2 separate regions of the Homo sapiens genome follow, and region 2 is linked to region 1. A link is an interaction called in ENCODE POLR2A ChIA-PET data of the cell type or tissue named here. Cell type or tissue: PC-3. All regions are shown on one strand. Each heading gives the region's core, and the rest is flanking DNA. Links, peaks and the distances in the headings are about the cores only. Region 1 has its middle 10 kb from the start of RPL38. Region 2 has its middle 28 kb from the start of LINC02074.

Region 1 (5,381 bases), core at 105-5,104:
GGAAGGTGACACCCCATCTGAGTCTTGGTCAAACAAACTGGCTGGGAGCAAAAAGGAAAAAGCATTCCAGCCCACAGGACTTTGAAGAACAGTGCTGGCCCTGTCCGTGGTGCTGACCCACAGGCCCAGCCTGGAGCCCAGTTTCAAGCTGAGATCAAGCCAGTCCCTGTTTCTCCCACCAACCTACCCGCTCTAGGCTGGCACACAGGGGTGGGCTGGTGGGATGGAAGTGAGGTGGTATTTAGCTACATACTTCATTTTCATAATGACCTTCCCGTTTCTCCTCGCTTGTCAGTCTGTGACCATTAAATTCCTCATTAGCAAACGAGATTTGGATGAGCCCATTAAGATGAGGGATGGCCTCACAGTGCAGCTGCCTGGGGTGAGCTAGAACTCACCTTCTCCCTCCCTATTAGAAAACAATGCACCTCACATTCTGTGCACATTTCTCCAGGTCTACTACCTAGTCCACACAGGCCCCTTGGAGTTATTCAGAGGACCAGCTTAAGGGACGGCCAGGGCACAACAGAAAAGCAAACAGCAGGACAACTGTTTGCTCACACATATACCCAGAGCCACCCAATCAGGGTCTGGGCGTTTGCTGCTTCATGTTAAAGCTCAAATTCCCAAATGTGACGTTCAAACCCTTCCCAGTCCTCTCTCAGTCCACCTCTCCAGCCTCTTCTCCTATCCTCCCCAAGTGCCTCTGCATTTTGGCAATGACAGATGACCTGATGCTGTGGCATGCTGGAAGTGGTTCATACCAGCACCCAGCTTGTGAGAGCTGCTTTGTACATACTCAAAAGTTTTGCAAGGCAATTGGCAGCTTGAAATCAGCCGTGGTGAGAGTATTTACACCACAGGAATCAGCAAATGCCACAGTTAAGGTTTTCTGGCTTTTTTTTTTTTTTTTTTTTTTGGTCAGAAATCTGGATTTTAGGCCAGGCACGGTGGCTCACACCGTGCACTTTGGGAGGCCTAGGCGGGTGGACCACTTGGGGTCAGGAGTTCCAGACCAGCCTGGCCAACATGGTAAAACCCATCTCTATTAAAAATACAAAAAATTAGCCAGGCGTGATGGCAGGTACCTGTAATCCCAGCTACTCGGGAGACTGAGGCAGAATTGCTTGAACCCAGGAGGCAGAGGTTGCTGTGAGCCAAGATCGCGCCACTGCACTCCAGCCTGGGTGACAAGAGCAAGACTCCGTCACAAAAAAAAAAATAAAAAGAATGAAAGAAATCTGGATTTTAAACATTTGCCAACACACCCCTGTCTGCAGGCCTCTGAGCATGTCACGCCCTTGCATAGCCCCCTCGACCTTTAATGCTGTTCCCTCTGCCAGGTTCCACTCCTTCTTCCTGGAATGCCTCGCCAGTCCCTCTTCCCTGCCTGGTGAAAACCTAGACATTTGTTCAGGCCCCAGGGAGTCATCCAGCTCCCCATTCAGTGTTCCCACAGTGAAAGGGTCTTATGCCCTAGGCAGGACTTCTCGTCTTCTCTTCCACCTTAACCAGGACTTCTCATTCGCTTTCCATTTTGGGGACCACAGGTGAGCACCACCATGCCTGGGAAGGGAGCTAAAGGAAAAAGCAGAACTATGGGGGCAGGAAAGTTCACAATACCCCGGGGCAGAAAGTACAGCTGGTTTCATGGGGACAAAGAATATGTCCAGCAAGCAGCTGCCCTTTTTATTATTATTATTAGTATTATTATTATTATTTTGAGACAGAGTCTCACTCTGTCGCCCAGGCTCGGTTCAAGCGATTCTCCTGCCTCAGCTTCCCAAGTAGCTGGGATTACAGGCGTACGCCACCACGCCTGGCTAATTGTTGTATTTTTAGTAGAGACGGGGTTTCACCATGTTGGCCAGGCTGGTCTCAAACTCCTGGCCTCAGGTGATCCACCCACCTCGGCCTCCCAAAGTGCTGGGATTACAGGCATGAGCCACCGTGCCCAGCCACAGCTGCTCTTTTTCTAGGGCCACCTGCTCTCTGGATTCTGCATACAACACCCCTTATGGCTTCCCTCAAATAATCACCCTTTGCCCCTGGTTTGCATAAAATCTCAGGCCAATCAACCACAAACCAGAGCATCTCTGAGTCTCAGTCCCAACCCCAGGATTGTCCCAGGATAGTCTAATCATCTGAGGCCATCAGGCAGGGTGTGGAGCTGGGAAAACAGCCCATCTCCCAGGCTGGAGGGCAAACTCCATCAGCACAGGGAACATGTTTCTTCATCTCTAAGAGAAGATCATGTTCTAGCTAAGAGAAGGTGCTTAGTAAATATTTGCAGAATAAATGAGTCACCTCACAGTTTGGGTCCTGCTCCGACGAACACATGACCCAGCTGGTCCCTGGAGAAGGAGGCAAAGGCTTTGAGGCATTCAATAAGGCAACGCTGCACACTCAAGTCACGAGGCTTCCTTGCCCTCCAGTTACTAGCTGTGTGACCTTGGGTGAGTCACTTAACCTCTCTGTGCCTCAGAGGCCTCATCTATAAAATGAGGGTTTCAATTTTGCCTAACTTAGAGCCGTGGTGAGGATTACAGATGATCTTCCTGGAACAGCTGGAGTGGCTCCTGGCGCATAGTAGACACTCGACACAGCGGAAGCTGTTGTTCCCTGTTCTATGCTGAAACCACAGGACAGGGTCCCTCTCTGCTCCACCAGCAGGCTTCCTCCCCAGGTCTCATGTGACTCCAGCCAGCCACACACGCTGACCCTCTGCCAACCCAGCCAGACCTCTGTTCTCAGGGCGTTAAATGCAAGGGGAAGGCCACGTTGACAACCAACTGCAGCCACGCCTCCTCTGCCCTCCCCAGGAGCCTGGGCTGAAGACTTCATCTGCTGTAATTAACAAGCCAACTGCAGCTGTCTTGCTCCATTAATAGCAGATCAGCCTGTCGGGCGAGGGCTGACAGGGAGGTTGTGAACAGAAAGGTAAGAAGGAAGTGGGCCAGGCACGGTGGCTCACGCCTGTAATCCCAACACTTTGGGAGGCCAAGGCATTCGGATCACTTGAGGTCAGGAGTTAGAGACTAGCCTGGTCCATGTGGTGAAACCCCGTCCCTACTAAAAATACAAAAATTAGCCAGGCATGATGGTGGGCGCCTGTCATCCCAGCTACTCAGGAGGCTGAGGCAGGACGATCGCTTGAATCCGGGAGGTGGAGGTTGCAGTGAGCTGAGATTGCGCCACTGCACTCCGGCCTGGGTGACAGACCAACACTCCATCTCAAAAAAAAAAAAAAAAAAAAGAAAGACGTGGACAGGACCAGGGGCATGAAGCAGTGGCATCCAGCCTGCCTTTCCACCTCCACCCCTTCCCTTACCCCTTCTCCTCCCTCCACCCCTGAGGCTGACTTTCCAGAAGCCACAGGCTACAGGGAAGGGGAAAGATGACTGAGTGACGGGAACAGCCCAGACCCACCTCCAAAGTGCTCCTGACAGCAGGTGGGGGTTAGGAACAGAGCCATGGCTTGGAGGCCCAGACTGTGGAGAGCAGCCATGCCCTCTCCAGAAACCCTTCCTCCCCAAGACTCAGCCAGGCAGGAGACTGGTTAGGGGTAAGGGCCACTTCTACCTCCATTCCTCTTTTTCCAAAGATGTTGCGATTCCTGCGACATGGGAACACGCAGCTGCTGGTGAGGAAGAGGTGGCTTCTTACCACTTAGGTCAATGACAGCCACTTCCTCCCTTTTTAACAAGCAGGTACATCTCCTCCCCATCCCCCAGCATTGAGTCTAGATTCGCACAAATTGTTTTGTTACTGTTGCTTGCACACACCAGAGAAGAAAACAGAAGAAAGAAGGAACACAGTGACCCAGGCCCCACCTGTGCTGAGGGGCTGCTGGCCTCTGCGGGTGAGTTCCTGGTGTGTCTCCTTCCCCCAAATCCCTCCCGGGTCTGGCTGCTCTAAGCACGTGTGTGCTCACAGGCAGGTACTTGTGGGCTCGTCTCTGATGTATGCAGCACACAGACCCCTCGAGTCCCTGCTTCTAGCCAGGAGCCGTGTCTTTAATCTCCTCACCTTGGGAGGCATTGCAGCACTCTGGTAATTGCTTTTGGAAACATGGTCACCAGTTTAATTGGTAGAACTTGTCCTGGGCGGTGTAACACCACCAAGCAACCTCAGGCCTATCTGTTTCTCCAGATGCCTTGGCAGGCACGTGACTATACGTGCATGCAAGCTCACCTGTGCATTGGAAAGTATGTCTGGGCTCAGCTGTGCATTGGAGAGGAGTGTCTGGGCTCATCTGTGTGTTGTGCAGGCTAGCTAGAGTGTGTCTCCAACCTCAGCTAAAGGCATGGCCAAGATCTACGGGATAAGGGAGTGAAGGGCTCCTGAGAGCTAGTGGGACAGGATGGAAGAGCACCAGCCCAAGCCCTGGGGGACTTCTCTGCCTTGTGACCAGAAAGGGGAGAGGAGATCTCCCACAAAGCCATCCAGACACCACCTTTGATGGGCTCCTTGCACTGTGCTGGGGAGGGGGTGGGCTGTATATCTTGCTCTGTGCCCAAGGAAGACCGCCTTGAACCTGTTGAGCTCAGCCAATGGGGTGCCCAGGCAGAACACTGAGAGAAGGAAGGGAAGATCGTGAGCTCAGCGCATTCGTTTCCCTGAGAGGCGGCCACGGGCTGAGGGCATTGCTCGGCTGAAAGTCCCAGCCCCATCAAGCAGACCCCTCCTCACTGCAGCGCTGTCTTGGGTCTGGTGACCCCCTCCTCTCCTCCGTGGTAGTAACAGTCCCCGCTGACACTCGCTGGAGCTCCACACTCTCCTCTCTGGTGTCCTGCACCTGCCCATGCCTGCAAACAGACCTTTTATGAAAATTACCCTCAAAACACACAGTCTGGCTGTGCCTCCACTTCCTGCTAGGACCTCGAAGGATCCCTCAGGTGGGAGGCGAACAGCATTTGGGGGAGACAGCCCCTCCTCTCCTGATTGTTTCTTCTCTGGTTTCCTTCTCTGTTGGGCCCCCATGGACAGATGAGCCCAGGGTGAGGGTGGCACAAAGTTATCTCGGGGGGACAGGGACAGCCCTTCTGCCCCTCGAACATTTCCCTCCCAAGCCTCTGCACCAGCTCTCCCACACCCCAAGCCAGGCTGGCCAGCCCTAGGCAGGACACAGAGGGGACCCACGACCACTCAGGCCTCCTCACAAGGGCCGCTGGCCCACAGCTGGAAGGAGGGAGCAAAGTAGGAGGTCAGGCGCGTTGGCTCATGCCTGTGATCCCAGCACTTTGAGAGGCTGAGGTGGGCAGATCACCTGAGGTCAGGAGTTCCACACCAGCCTGGCCAACATGGCAAAACCCCGTCTCTATTAAACATACAAAATTATCTGGGCGTGGTGGTGTATGCCTGTAATCCCAGCTAATTAG
Region 2 (5,381 bases), core at 155-5,154, 52 kb before region 1:
TCCAAAAGAAAAAGTAAAAATGCATTTGAGGGGACTAACAGCAGATTAGATACTACAGAAGATCACTGATCTTGAAAGTGGAGCAATACGTCCTATCTAAAATTGAGCACAGATAGAAAAAGAATAGAAAAAAAAGAGAACAACCAGAAAATAAGTGACCTGCAGAACAGTATTAATGTTCTAACCTATGTGTAATTGAAACTCCAAAAAATATATATATTTGCAGATATAATAATTGGCCAGGTGTCATGGCTCATGCCTGTAATCCCAACACTTTGGGAGGTTGAGGTGGGTGGATCACTTGAGGTCAGGAGTTCAAGACCAGCCTGGCCAACATGGTGAAACTCTGTCTCTACTAAAAATATAAAAAATTATCTGAGCACGGTGGTGCATGTCTGTAATCCCAGTTACTCAGGAGGCTGAGATAGGAGAATTGCTTGAACCCAGGAGGCCTCTGTGAGCTGAGATTGCACCACTGCACTCCAGCCTGGGTGACAGAGAGAGACTCCATCTAAAAAAAAAAAGAGAGAGAGAGAGAATAATCAAATTGTTTACAAATTGGATGAAAATGATAAACCCACAGATCCAGAAGCTCAGTAAACCCCAAACAGAATAAACATTAAAACACACACACACACCAAGGGGAAAAGACACATTTTGAAGAGGATTAAAGATAAGAATGACAGCAGACTCTTCAACAATTGTGCAAACCAGAAGACAGTGGAATGACATCTTTAAAGAAGGGAAAGAAAATAACTGTCAAACTAGTAATCTTTAGTTAGTGAAAATATATTTCAAAAGTAAAAGTAAAAAAAAAAGACTTTTTCAGACATACAAAAGCTGAGAGAACTCCTCACCAGCAGTTCTGAACTTTAAGAAATGTAATAGGAAGATATTCAGGCAGAAGGAAAGGGATATCAGATGGAAATCTGAATCTATACAAAGGAAGAATGTCAGAAATGGTTAATATGTGGATATCTATAATATCCATTTTTCAATCTCTTCAAAAGATAACTAGCTGCTTAAATCCACATAATAGTTCTACTTCTGGCCAAGATGGAGTAACAGAAAATGGATTTACTCTAAAATGCTAAATGGTACGACTGCTTTGGAAAGTTAAGAGGTTGGCCGGGCACGGTGGCTCACGCCTGTAATCCCAGCACTTTGGGAGGCCAAGGTGGGCGGATCACCTGAGGTCAGGAGTTCGAGACTAGCCTGACCAGCATGGTGAAACCCCATCTCTACTAAAAACACAAAATTAGCCAGGTATGGTGGTACATGCCTGTAATCCCACCTATTCGGGAGGCTGAGGCAGGAGAATTGCTTTAACCCAGGAGGCAGAGGTTGCAGTGAGCCAAGATTGTGCCATTGCACTACAGCCTGGGCAACAAGAGCAAAAAACTCCATCTCAAAAAAAAAAAAAAAAAAAAAAAAAAAGGTCAAACACATGCTCACAATATGACCCAGTGATTCTAATATCTTTTTCTACCAGATATAAAAGCATATGTCCACACAAAGACTTGTACATGAATGTCCGTAAGAGCTTTATTTATAATAGCCTCAAATTAGAAACAACCCAAATACCCATCAACAAGAGAATGGATAAACCATTTGTGGTGCAAAATGGGATTCTACACAGCAATAAAATGAACAAACTACTGATACATACAATAACATGGGTAAATTCAAAAGCATTATTCGTAGTGAAAGAGGCCAGACACAGAAGACTACAAGCTGCATAATTTATTTATGTGAAATTCTAGAAAAGGCAAAACTGTAGTGACAGAAAACAAACCAGTGGTTGGCATAGCAGTTGGAGTGGATTGACTAAAACAGCCACAAGGGAATTTTCTGGGGCGATGAGAATATTCTATACTTTGGATGTTGTGGTGGACCCATGAGTAACAACGTTAGTCAAAACCCAGTGAATCATAGACTGAAAATGGGTGAATTTTGTTGTATACAACTTGTATTTCAATAAAGTCATTTTTTAAAAACTGTGGGATGTCACCAAAGCAGTGATTGTTGAAAGATTTGTACCTTTAAATGCCCTTATTAGAAAAGAAGAAAGCTTTAAAAATCGAATATCTAGGTTTCTACTTTCGGAAGCTAGAAAAAGAAGAGAAAATTGAAACCAAGTAAGCAAAAGAAAGTAAATAAGAGAGAGGCTGGGCATGGTGGCTCATGCCTGTAATCCCAGCACTTTGAGAGTCTGAGGTGGATGGATCACCTGAGGTCAAGAGTTTGCCTGACCAACATGGTGAAACCCAGTCTCTACTAAAAATGTAAAATTAGTCGGACATGGTGGTGCATGCCTGTAATCCCAACTACTCAGGAGGCTGAGGCACGAGAATCGCTTTGCATGAGAATTGGAGGTTGCAGTGAGCCATTGCATTCCAGCCTGGAAAACAGAGCAAGACTCTATCTCAAAAAAAAAAAAAAAAAGAAAAGAAAAGAAACTAGATAAGAGCAGTAGTAAATGAAATAGAAAACAGACAAACCATGAAGAAATTTAACAAAGCTCAAAATATTCTTCCTTTAAAAGATTGATATAATTAATAAATTTTTTAACAAATGAAAATAAGAGAAAGCATAATTTACCAGTGAGTGAAAGAAGGGACAAATCCTACAAAAATGCAGAGGACAATAAAACAATATTATAAACAACATTATGCCAAAATACTTATCAACTTCTGTGAAAAGAACAAGTTCTTTGGAAAACACAAATTACCAAAGCGGACTGAAGGAAAAAAATAGAAAATGAGGATAGCTATATAACTATTTAAGTAATTAAAATCCTAATTAAAAAAAAAATCTTCCAGCAAAGAAAATGCTAGGCCCAGATAGCTTCACTGGTAATGGTATTAAACACTTAAAAAAGAAATAATACATAAAACTTACAAAAACCTTTTTCAGAAAATAGAGGGTAAGGGAATACTCCCAATTCATTTTATGGTACTCTGTACCAAAACCCTGGAAAATGATATTACAGACTAATACCCCTTATGAGCATAGCTTTAAAAAAAAAACTCTTAAGAAAATTAGCAAATCAAATCCAGCAATATATAAAATGTATAGCACATTTCATGCATATGAATGTATAAACTCAACCAAGTAGAGTTTATCTCAGGAATGCAAGGTTGGCTCAACACTGCAATTTCCAAGGAATGTAATTCAGTATATTAATGAATTAAAGGAGAATAAGCACAAGATCTCAAAGGATTCAGGAAAAGCAAACTAAGAATTGAAGGATAAATTATTCAAGCAAATAAAGGGCATATACAACAAAGCTATAGTTAATATCATACTTAATGGTGAAAGACTGAATGCTTTTCTCCTAAGATTGGGAAAAATGCAAAGATTTCTGCCTTTATCACTTCTACTTAAAATTAAACTGGAGTTCTAACCACAGCAATAAAATAAGGAAAAGAAATTAAAAGTATACTTATTGGGAGAGAAGTGAACTCTCTTTTTCACATATGACATGATTGGTTACATTAAAAAAAACTAATCTACTAAAGAAAAAGATCTACTAGAGCTAAAACGTTAATTTAATGAAACTGAAGGACAAAGGCCAAAATTAATTTTTATATATAATCAGCAAACAATTAGAAAATAAAATAGCAATAAATCCTATTAACAATGGCATCCAGAAATGTAAAATACTTAGTAATAAATCTAGCAAAACATTTGCAAGACCTCTACATTGATAATTACAAATGCAACTGAAAAAAATCTAAAAAGACCTAAATAAATGAAACAACATATCATGTTCATAGATTGGAAGGCTCTGTATTTTAAGATGTAATTCCTCCTCAGATTGATCTGTAGATTCAACATCCCTATCACAATCCCAGCAGGCATTTTGTAGAAAATAATGTGATTCTAAAATTTATCTGTTGGCTTTTAATGAGTCTTAACTCAGACTAAAATGTAAAGTCTCTATGTCAGCATGGTGTATGCTCTATTGGCCCTTCTTCCCCTCCCATTTTTTGTATTTAAATCAAGTTATGGTTTAAATGAGGAACAATCAATATATCTAATTCTTTCCTCTTCTCTGCATAAAATAAACTTGTGAACTAGAGTTCAGGAGCCCTTCACTAGGAGGGTGGAAAGCCTCATTAACTGCACCAATGAGGAAGAAGATGACTGCATGGACTGATAGGAAACCTCACAGAAGCCGCTGGGCAAGCCCTGGGCAGAGCTGCTTTTAAGGCACATTCTTCCCTTGCTGGTGCTGAGAATAAACAGGGAATGGTGCTGCATACGGTTTTTTTCAAAATAAAAGGAAATCTATATGAAGTACAAAGGACTTAGAATAGCCAAAACAATTTTGAAAAAGGGAGGAAATTGGAGGACTCATACTACCTGGTTTTAAGCCTTGCTATAAAGCTACAAGACAATATGTTATTGGTGTAAGGATAGACAAATAAATCAATGCAGTAGAATAGTGAGTCCAGAAATAGACTCACACATGTCAATTGATTTTTTAGAGGCACCAAGGCAATTTAAGGAAAAAATATCTGCAACAGTGCTAGAATGACTGGGTATTCATATAGAAAAAAATAAAATTTGAACTCCAACCTTATACCACAAATAAAATTAGTTTGAGAAGAATCACAGGCCTTAACATAAAAGATAAAACTGTTAATATGGTTTGTCTGTGTCCTCACCCAAATCTCATCTTGAATTGTAGTTCCCATAATCCTCATGTACTGTGGGAGGGACCCAGTGGGAGAAAATTGAATCATGGAGGCAGTTACCTACATGCTGTTTTCGTGATAATGAGTGAATTCTCACAAGATCTGATGGTTTATAAGGGGTTTTCCCCACTTCGCTCTGCACTTCTCCTTGCTGCTGGCATGTGAAGAAGAACATGTTTGCTTCCCCTTCTGTCGTGATTGTAAGTTTCCTGAGGCCTCCCCAGCCCTGCATAACTGTGAGTCAATTAAACCTCTTTCCTTTATAAATTATCCAGTCTCGGGTATGTCCTTATAGCAGTGTGAGAACCAACTGATACAACTATAAAGCTAAAATCAAAAGGACTAACAAGTGTTGACAAGAATGTGGACCAAATGGAACTCCATCCACTGCTGGTGGAGAGTGAAGTGGTGCAACCACTTTGGAAAACTATTAAACTTTTACCTATCCTATGGCTCAGCAACTGCACTTCCAGATATTGTCTTAGTCCATTCGAGTGGCTCTAACAAAATACCATAAACTGGGTAGCTTATAAACAGAAATTTATTTCTCACAATTCTGGAGGCTTGGGAGTCCCAGATCAAGGCACTGGCAGATTGTATCACTGGCTTCTTGGCCACAGACAGCACCTTGTTGCTGTCTTCTCACATGGGTCTCTCTTGGGCCTCTTATTAGGGGAT

The links. ChIA-PET counts read pairs that join two places held together with the same protein. Peaks named below come from ENCODE experiments on the same cell type or tissue, not always from the same donor. Only the 100,000 strongest peaks of a DNase experiment are listed, where the experiment ranks them.
Region 2: POLR2A ChIA-PET joins it to region 1 with 5 read pairs; 7 of 35 experiments call an interaction of 5 or more read pairs at or near these places.

The regions. Positions count from the first base shown.
Region 1 is chr17:74,190,880-74,196,260 of GRCh38, forward strand. No RefSeq gene overlaps it. Among named protein-coding and RNA genes, the nearest start is that of RPL38, 10 kb to the right of the region's middle. In PC-3, for the core only: no CTCF peak of the experiment used is centred there; a DNase peak (open chromatin) is centred at 2,332; H3K27me3 peaks cover 1,400 bases.
Region 2 is chr17:74,138,664-74,144,044 of GRCh38, forward strand. No RefSeq gene overlaps it. Among named protein-coding and RNA genes, the nearest start is that of LINC02074, 28 kb to the left of the region's middle. In PC-3, for the core only: no CTCF peak of the experiment used is centred there; no DNase peak of the experiment used is centred there.